2 separate regions of the Homo sapiens genome follow, and region 2 is linked to region 1. Evidence: chromatin loops called from intact Hi-C (ENCODE). Cell type or tissue: PC-9. All regions are shown on one strand.

Region 1 (4,000 bases):
AAGTAACTGCAACCTCTGCCTTCCAGGTTCAAGCGATTCTCGTGCCTCAGCCTCCCGAGTAGCTGGGATTACAGGCACATGCCATCATGCTCGGCTAATTATTGTATTTTTAGTACAGACGGGGTTTCACCATGTTGGACAGGCTGGTCTCGAACTCCTGACATCAAGTGATCCGCCCGCCTGGGCCTCCCAAAATCCTCGGATTACAGGCGTGAGCCACCATGCCCAGCCAGGCCGGCGTACTTTCTTATCAGGACAGTTGTGGCTATCAAGTCAGCACGTATTCTAATCATCTGCCAAAGCGAACATCCTAAAACAGGAACGAAATCATTCTCTTACTTAAACACCTCTGTTGGTGTCTCATCTACATTATTAAAAATCTAACTCCTTAGCCTGCCTTCAGTGCACTCTTGTTTGTCCCCAGATTCTCACTTATTTCTCATATACCTTAGGCTTCACTGAAACTGGATTCTGGTGCCTTACCTGGGACCGTGTTCACCCATTCCCTTCTTTTTCTGCTTGAAGAAAAGTGTTGCTCATCCTTGAAGGTAAACTTAAACTCCATGTCCTCCATAAAGCCACACAGTGTTAAGGGCCACTGGTTTTGGACTCAGGTTGACTTGGATTCTTATACTGTCTCTCTTTTGGGGGGATGTCATTTAATTCTTCTGAAACTCAGAGTTTTCATCTGTTAGAGAAAGACAAAAATACCTACCTTGGAGGATGATTGTGAGGCTCAGGGATGCGGGAATATAGTAGGAGCTGAATTAAAAGCAATTCTGATTATTTCCGTGGTCACTATTGCCGCCCCACCGCACTTGATTGCAGCCCCTGGTGCTACACCAGCTACATTTGCTTTATGTGACAGCAGGTTGTGGACAAGACTGCCTTGATCTCTAGACTGCAAGCTCGCTGTGGGCCGGGCTCACGATTCACCCCCGGATCTCCCAGCCCTGGCACCAAGCCGGCACTGGGGGCGCGCCATGCCTGCAGAATAAGTGGGGAAAGCGACAGGGATAAACGTAGAAAAACAAGCACAGACAGACGGAGAGAGGGCAGACTGGGAGGCAGGTTTTTCCCGGAGTCTCCACCGAAGGACAGAGAGGGCGGAGTCAGAATCGGGGGCGGGGGCCTGGCTCAGGAGGTGGGGCCTGGTTCGGAGGCGGGTCTCGGCGCGGACCCCTCCCTGGTCCGTCAGTGAACGTGCTCCGCGGGCTCAGTCCGCCCGCCGCTGCGTCCCGGAGTGCAAGTGAGCTTCTCGGCTGCCCCGCGGGCCGGGGTGCGGAGCCGACATGCGCCCGCTTCTCGGCCTCCTTCTGGTCTTCGCCGGCTGCACCTTCGCCTTGTACTTGCTGTCGACGCGACTGCCCCGCGGGCGGAGACTGGGCTCCACCGAGGAGGCTGGAGGCAGGTGCGTGGCGGGAATCCGGGTTCGGGTCAGAGGAAGGGAGCCGGGTCCGAGGACCGGGGCTGGGAATCGGAGATTCGGAGATTCGGGTTCCGGTATCGGAGGCGTTGGGAATTGAGGTTCACTTATCGGACTGGAATCCGGGTCTGGTATCCGGGCCCGCGTCCGCACGGTCTCGGACAGAAGGGTGGATGGGAGCCCGGCTCCGGGCCTGACTGGGACCTGTGTGGTGCTGGCTGCAGGGTGTGCAGGGCGTCACGCCGCGGTGCCTTTGGTTGGGTGGATTTGCCGAGGGAGACGCGGCGCTGAGCCTGCCCGCGCCGTTGCTTTCCCAGTCCCAGCCCTGGGCCCCATTTCCAGCCCACCTTCGCCCCCGTGCGGGCCCCCAGCCTCTTCAAGTCCACTTTCAACTGTCTCTCCTCCTCCCCACCCCACTTACGTCAGGTCTGCCCTTGAGACTTTAGACATTAGATCTTCAGGAGAAATATTGCATAGACAACTTTAAATTATTCACGAATTAATTATCGACTCTGCCCGTCTTCCTGGTTGTCTCTACTTTTACCTTTTTTTTTTTTTTTTCTGAGACGGAGTCTTGCTCTGTCACCCAGGCTGGAGTGCAGTGGCGCGATCTCGGCTCACTTTAACCTCCTCCTCCCGGGTTCAAGCGATTCACCTGCCTCAGTTTCCCAAGTAATTGGGACTACAGGCGCGCGCCACCACGGCCGGCTAATTTTTGTATTTTTAGTAGGGACGCGGGGGGGGGGTCTCATTATGTTGGCCAGGCTGGTCTCGAACTCCTGACCTCAGGTAATCCGCCTGCCTCAGCCTCCCAAAGTGTTGGGATTACAGGCGTGAGCCATCGCGCCTGGCCTCCTTTTCCCCTTCTAATGAACGACTGGTCGAGGCAGGAGGCAGAGCAATACTTACCTGGCCGGTTTTTGTGAGTGCTGCATACTCTTTATAAAGTGCATGGAAGTGTGCCTAGTACAGCATTGCGTGGTTAAGGGAATTACTGATATTTGACTATTAAGGCAGCTGTTTTCAGTTACTGTATTCTTTTGCTGTAGCTAAGAAGGCTCTGCTGTGGGTGTCGGACATACCGAGAGAAACTCTCGTGAGAAGTAGGAGGGTTTGCTCATGATTAATCAGTGATGGATTCAAGGACTGTTCAGATGGCAGAGGCAAGATAGCCTTGCTACTATAACCCTTGGGCAGGATTCAAAGTGCATTGAGGACCAGATTAAGAGCAGAGTTAAATAGTAGGCTCTTTGAAAGGGTTCGATTCAAGCCTGACATATTATCAAAAAAGTTACATTTATCCTATGGGATAGATATACTTTCCTGAAGAATCTCTAATTGGCTTTATAGTGAATGCTAAAAAGTCGTTTTACTTGGCACCTCAGGAACAGTTTGAAGTCTGAATTGTTCTTGGTTTGTGGGGGAGGCAGTGTCCTTGAAAGGAAGGCAATTTGAGACATTTAGAACTTGCCTGGAAATGAATCCATTTGCCTCTTAAGAACAGATTCTAAAATCCCAGAGCTAAAGGGGAACTTAATGACTGTTTAGCACCAACCTCTCACTTTTTAGATAAGGAAAGAGACTCAGGGACTAGTCCAAGGACGTAAAACAGAAAGTAGCAGGGTTGGGATGCTAACCCAGGTCTCTTGCTTCCAAACTAGGGCTCTCCTGTCTGTCTCCGCAACGTCGTATCAGGTCATCTGTCATTGGGAGTGTATGTGTTCCCAGCAGATCAGATGATGGGCATATTTATAAACCTACTCTGAAAAGAAGACACAGCGAGTGACTTTCATGGGCACTGGACTGATCTGAACTCATGTTTCCATCTGCTTTTCCAAATCCCCAGGTCGCTGTGGTTCCCCTCCGACCTGGCAGAGCTGCGGGAGCTCTCTGAGGTCCTTCGAGAGTACCGGAAGGAGCACCAGGCCTACGTGTTCCTGCTCTTCTGCGGCGCCTACCTCTACAAACAGGGCTTTGCCATCCCCGGCTCCAGCTTCCTGGTCAGTGTCCTGCCCTCCCTCCAACCCTGTTTCCTTATCTGTAAAATTTGGATACTCCCCTGTAACCTCATGGGATTGTTGTGTGGGGATGATTAAAAGTGACAGTGGGTGTATCGGGGCTGGCACACAGTGGCCCTCAGCACTTACGGAGGGATTGAGCACCGAAGTGGGAGACACTGACAGCTTCCTTTTGTACTGCTTCCCTCTCCCACCCCAGCCTGTTTCTCTCCTCTAGGCTGAGGCTGGACCTGCTCAAACAGTTTCCTTGTCGGAAACTAGAAGAAAAGCAAACATGTCCAAGAGAGGCAGGGGAGGTGTGTGGGGCTCGGGGTCAGGGGCTGACTCCTTGAGGCTGCCCTGTGTCTGTCTTCTGTCTTGAACTGATCCCTCTTCAGGGCAGAGAGCCAGCTGCTGCTTGGTGGGGGCTCCACATCCAGACCTGAGGGTGAACCCTGACTCTGCCTGCTGTGCTCTTGGGGAGGATACTTAATCTCTCACCTGTAGAATGGGGCAAGGATGGCATGACTCAGGGATGTAGTGAGGATTACACAGGACATGTAGTCAAGCACTTAAC
Region 2 (4,000 bases), 160 kb after region 1:
AAAAGAGATCAAGTTTCAGTGACTAGGTCCAGGTTAATAAGTATTAGAGTTATATAAGCCTCTTTCCTTTCACCTCCTACAACCCCCTATATGCCTTCTGTGGAATTTCTCATCTTCTAAACACCCATTTTATGTTAACACAGGCCCGAAATCAGTTTTCAAGTTCTGATGTGAAATTCTTTTCATTATCATCTGCGTTGGCATTCTGCCTCCACTTATTTGCCTAAGTGTTTCTCTTGCCCATTTTTCTTAGATGAGATGTGTCATAAAATACCGTAAAGCGTGTGTTTACTTTGTGTTGCCTTTATTGAAAATTAGAGAAAAGGCTGCTGTACTTTCCAGGTGTTCTGTGAGTGTCTGTGAAACATCCTGTGTAAGTTGCTTCTTCTAAGTTTGTATTGCAAGTGTATTTTGAAATGAATTTTACCAGGATTCATCACATCATTTTGCTATGGAAACCACTGCTACGCATCTCACAACATGGCATTAAAGACCGAGTCATTAGGCCGGCTGCGATGGCTTACACCTGTAATCCTAGCACTTTGGGAGGCTGAGGTGGGAGGATCACTTGAGCTCAGGAGTTCAAGACCAGCCTGGGCAACATAGTGAGAACTCATCTCTATTTTTATTTAAAATTTTTTTTAAAAAAGATTTAGTCTTTAAATTACAGAGTCATGCTCAAAGTAGTATATTTTATTGTTTCATTATAATCACGTTTGTTGTTCTGTGAGGAAGGCAGAATGAGATATTATTATCCCATTTTCCAGGTTGAGGAGCTGAGACACAGACAGATGATTAAATAAGATGGCACATGAGGAAGTATCTAGGACAGATCCTGGTGTACATGTACATAGATACAGACATAAACACACATATATTCATACTTTTTTTGTAATAAGGGGAGGGCAATAATTTTTTTCTTTAAAAGAGTATATTTTGCTATCAAAAGGCAAATTAGTGGCAGATCTAAAGTTAAAGCCTTTTAACTTCCAGTCATGTATAGTCTATCTAGTAAGCCCTATTCAGATGACATTGATGACATTTCCATATCTCATTATTAGCTTTCCACATTCAGGAGAAACTGATATCTATAACAGTAGTTCAATTTTAAAAATACAATCCAGAAATATTATTCCTTAAACTTTCTTTTCTTTTTTTTTTTTTTTTGAGACAGAGTCTCACTCTGTCACCCAGGCTGGAGTGCAATGGCGCCATCTCGGCTTACTGCAGCCTCCGCCTCCTATGTTCAAGTGGTTTTCCTGCCTCAGCCTCCTGAGTAGCTGCAACTATAGGCATGTGCCACCATGCCCAGCTAATTTTTGTATTTTTAGTAGAGATGGGGTTTCACCATGTTGGCCAGGCTGGTCTTGAACTCCAGACCTCAAGCTATCTGCCCACCTCAGCCTCCCAAAGTGCTGGGATTACAGGTGTGAGCCACCACACCCAGCCAATTTCTTTTCTTTTTATATTTATTCTGACATTACATTCCATTTTGACTTCTTTTTGAGATTTATTTTCCTGAACAGGATGGGCCTTGGGTCAAATTCTGGTTAAGGTGAAGTTTGGCCTCTACTCTCTCTTCTGGTTCCTCTCCTACTTCTTATGTGACAACTCATATTCCATAAAACTTCAGTTCATGGGCAGCAACAGCAGGTAGGGGAATCTGATTCATCAGTAAACTATGAGTCAGAGACCAGGCATGCTACAGAATCTAGAATGCATAAAGACTGTCAGTCTACAGCCCTTCAAGCCATTAGGAACTAGGACTATAGGAGCTGAGTACAGAGAAGCAAAGGGTTAATAACCTGGAGTTTGCTAGGCAGTGAGAGAGGAGGGCTGAGCAGGCCAAGCCAGTACAGTTGGCCCTCCTTATCCTCCTCACTATCTGTAAATTGAAAATATTTGGGGAAAAAATTGCATCTGTACTGAACATGTATAGGCTTTCTTATTTCATAAATAATAAAGTATAACAATGATTCACATAGCATTTACATTGCATTAGGTATTATAAATAATTAGAGATGATTTAAAGTATATGAGAGGATGTGCATAGGTTACATAGGTTTTATATAAGGAATCTGAACATCCTTGGATTTTGTTATCCCTAGGAGGTCGTGGAACCAATCCTCCACCGATACTGAGGGACAATATATATGGAACCTGCAGCAAGGAAAATGAAAAATGCTTTGCACCTTTAGTCACTCTTTGCCCCTCTTACTAGGGTGAATTCTGCTGTAATGTGACATTAGCCTAGAGTAACTGCAACAGTTGGCTGGCCAACCAGCAAATAGGGGATGGGGTGTAATCACAGCTCTTTGGGCAGAAGGGTTTTCTTTACTCGAGTTGTTGAAGGGAAGGGGATCCAATTACATTATTTTGTATCAAAGAGGGGGCTTATTATAGCTCTCAAAAATACTATATTTTGAGGAGAGAATCAAAGCAACACTTCTCCAAGTATGTTCCATGTTCCAGATGAATAAAGGATTCTGTGATCAAACACTTTAGAAAATGCTGCATGGTCCTCTTACTAGAAACATTAACATATTAAAGGTCCTAAGAAGTTCTTGCAATAAGTTCATTTAATTGTATTTAATGTACTATTATGGTTAGTGCTTTTAGTGTCCTTCTCAAGAAATCTTTGCATAACCCAAGATTGCTGTTTTTTTTTTTTTAAGGTTTCTGGTTCTATGTTTAGATCTATGATCCATGTCTATTTATCAGTACATCCATGTCTATTGCAGTTTTGTGTAGAGTGAGAGAGGCATGAAATTTTTTCCCCCTATAAGAAAATCCATTTGTTGGCTGGGCGAGGTGGCTCATGCCTGTAATCCCAGCACTTTGGGAGGCCGAGGCAGGCAGATCACTTGAGGTTAGGAATTCGAGACTAGCCTGGCCAACATGGTGAAACACCGTCTCTACTAAAAATACAAAAATTAGCCACGTGTGGTGGCACTCACCTGTAATCCCAGCTACTCGGGAGGCTGAGGCAGGAGAATTGCTTGAACCCAGGAGGCGGATTGCAGTGAGCCGAGATGGCACCACTGGACTCCAGCCTGGGTGACAGAGCGAGACTTCATCTCAAAGAAAAAAAGAAAAAAAAAAAAAGAAAATCCATTGTTTCAGCAACATGTTAAAGAAAACTACTCTTTTTTCATTGAACTGACTCACCACCTGATCAAAAATCAATTGACCTTATATGTGTGAATCTATTTCTGATTTCCCTATTCTGTTCCACCGACAAATCTGCCTGTCCTCAAGGCAATATCACACTGTCTTGATTATTGTTTCAGAGTTAAGTGTTCAAGTCACGTATTATAAGTCATTTACCTTTTTGTTACTTTTCAAGATTGTTTTAGCTATTGTATATCTTTTGTATTTTCACAAAAAATTTAGAAATAGCTTGTCAATTTCGTCAATATTGCCTGCTGAAATTTTGATTGGGAATGCATTAGATCTACAGACTGATTTAGGGAGAAATGGCACCTTAACAATTTATATCCATGATCATGGTATATATATATTGCACTTTCTATTTCTGAGTTGTTAAGTTTTTCTCAGCAATGTTTTACAGTCTTGAGTATAGAGGTGTTGTGCTCTTTTGAAAGATTTATTCCTGTGTGTTAGGTATTTTTTCTTATTTTCTTTCTTTCTTTTTGAGACAGGGTCTCACTCTGTCACCCAGACTGGAGTGCAGTGGCATGACCATAGCTCACTACAACCTCCACCTCCTGGGCTCAAGCGATCCTCTCACCTCACCCTCCTGAGTAGCTGAGACTACAGGTGCGTGCCTCTATGCTGGGCTAATTTTTGTATTTTTTGTAGACACAGCGTTTTGTCATGTTGCTTAGGATGGTCTTGAACTCCTGAGCTCAGGCAATCCATCTGCCTCAGCCTCCCAAAGTGCTAGGTTTATAGGCATGGGCCACCACACCCAGCCTCTTTTTCTTTCTATTTTTTTCATATTTTTAATTTTTTTAAATGGATATGAAGTCTTGCTATG

What was found. A loop is a pair of places that touch in the nucleus more often than their neighbours do. Peaks named below come from ENCODE experiments on the same cell type or tissue, not always from the same donor. Only the 100,000 strongest peaks of a DNase experiment are listed, where the experiment ranks them.
Region 2: a loop joins it to region 1, with 2.8 times the contacts of the local background. A loop is called at or near these places in 1 of 110 quality-filtered maps.

What each region holds. Positions count from the first base shown.
Region 1 is chr3:185,496,254-185,500,253 of GRCh38, reverse strand. It overlaps TMEM41A (transmembrane protein 41A), which reads left to right and starts at 1,219. Exons shown (of 5, transcript NM_080652.4): 1 at 1,219-1,411; 2 at 3,273-3,426. The coding sequence starts at 1,293. TMEM41A-DT (TMEM41A divergent transcript) reads right to left here and starts at 1,105. Exons shown (of 3, transcript XR_924792.3): 1 at 484-1,105. RefSeq lists a silencer at 1,098-1,237. In PC-9, a CTCF peak has its summit at 1,799; DNase peaks (open chromatin) are centred at 1,203, 1,663 and 2,503; H3K4me3 peaks cover 2,749 bases; H3K27ac peaks cover 1,870 bases.
Region 2 is chr3:185,333,709-185,337,708 of GRCh38, reverse strand. It overlaps a transcript of MAP3K13 not described here. Among named protein-coding and RNA genes, the nearest start is that of MAP3K13, 27 kb to the left of the region's middle. In PC-9, no CTCF peak of the experiment used is centred here; DNase peaks (open chromatin) are centred at 328 and 1,668; H3K27ac peaks cover 3,013 bases.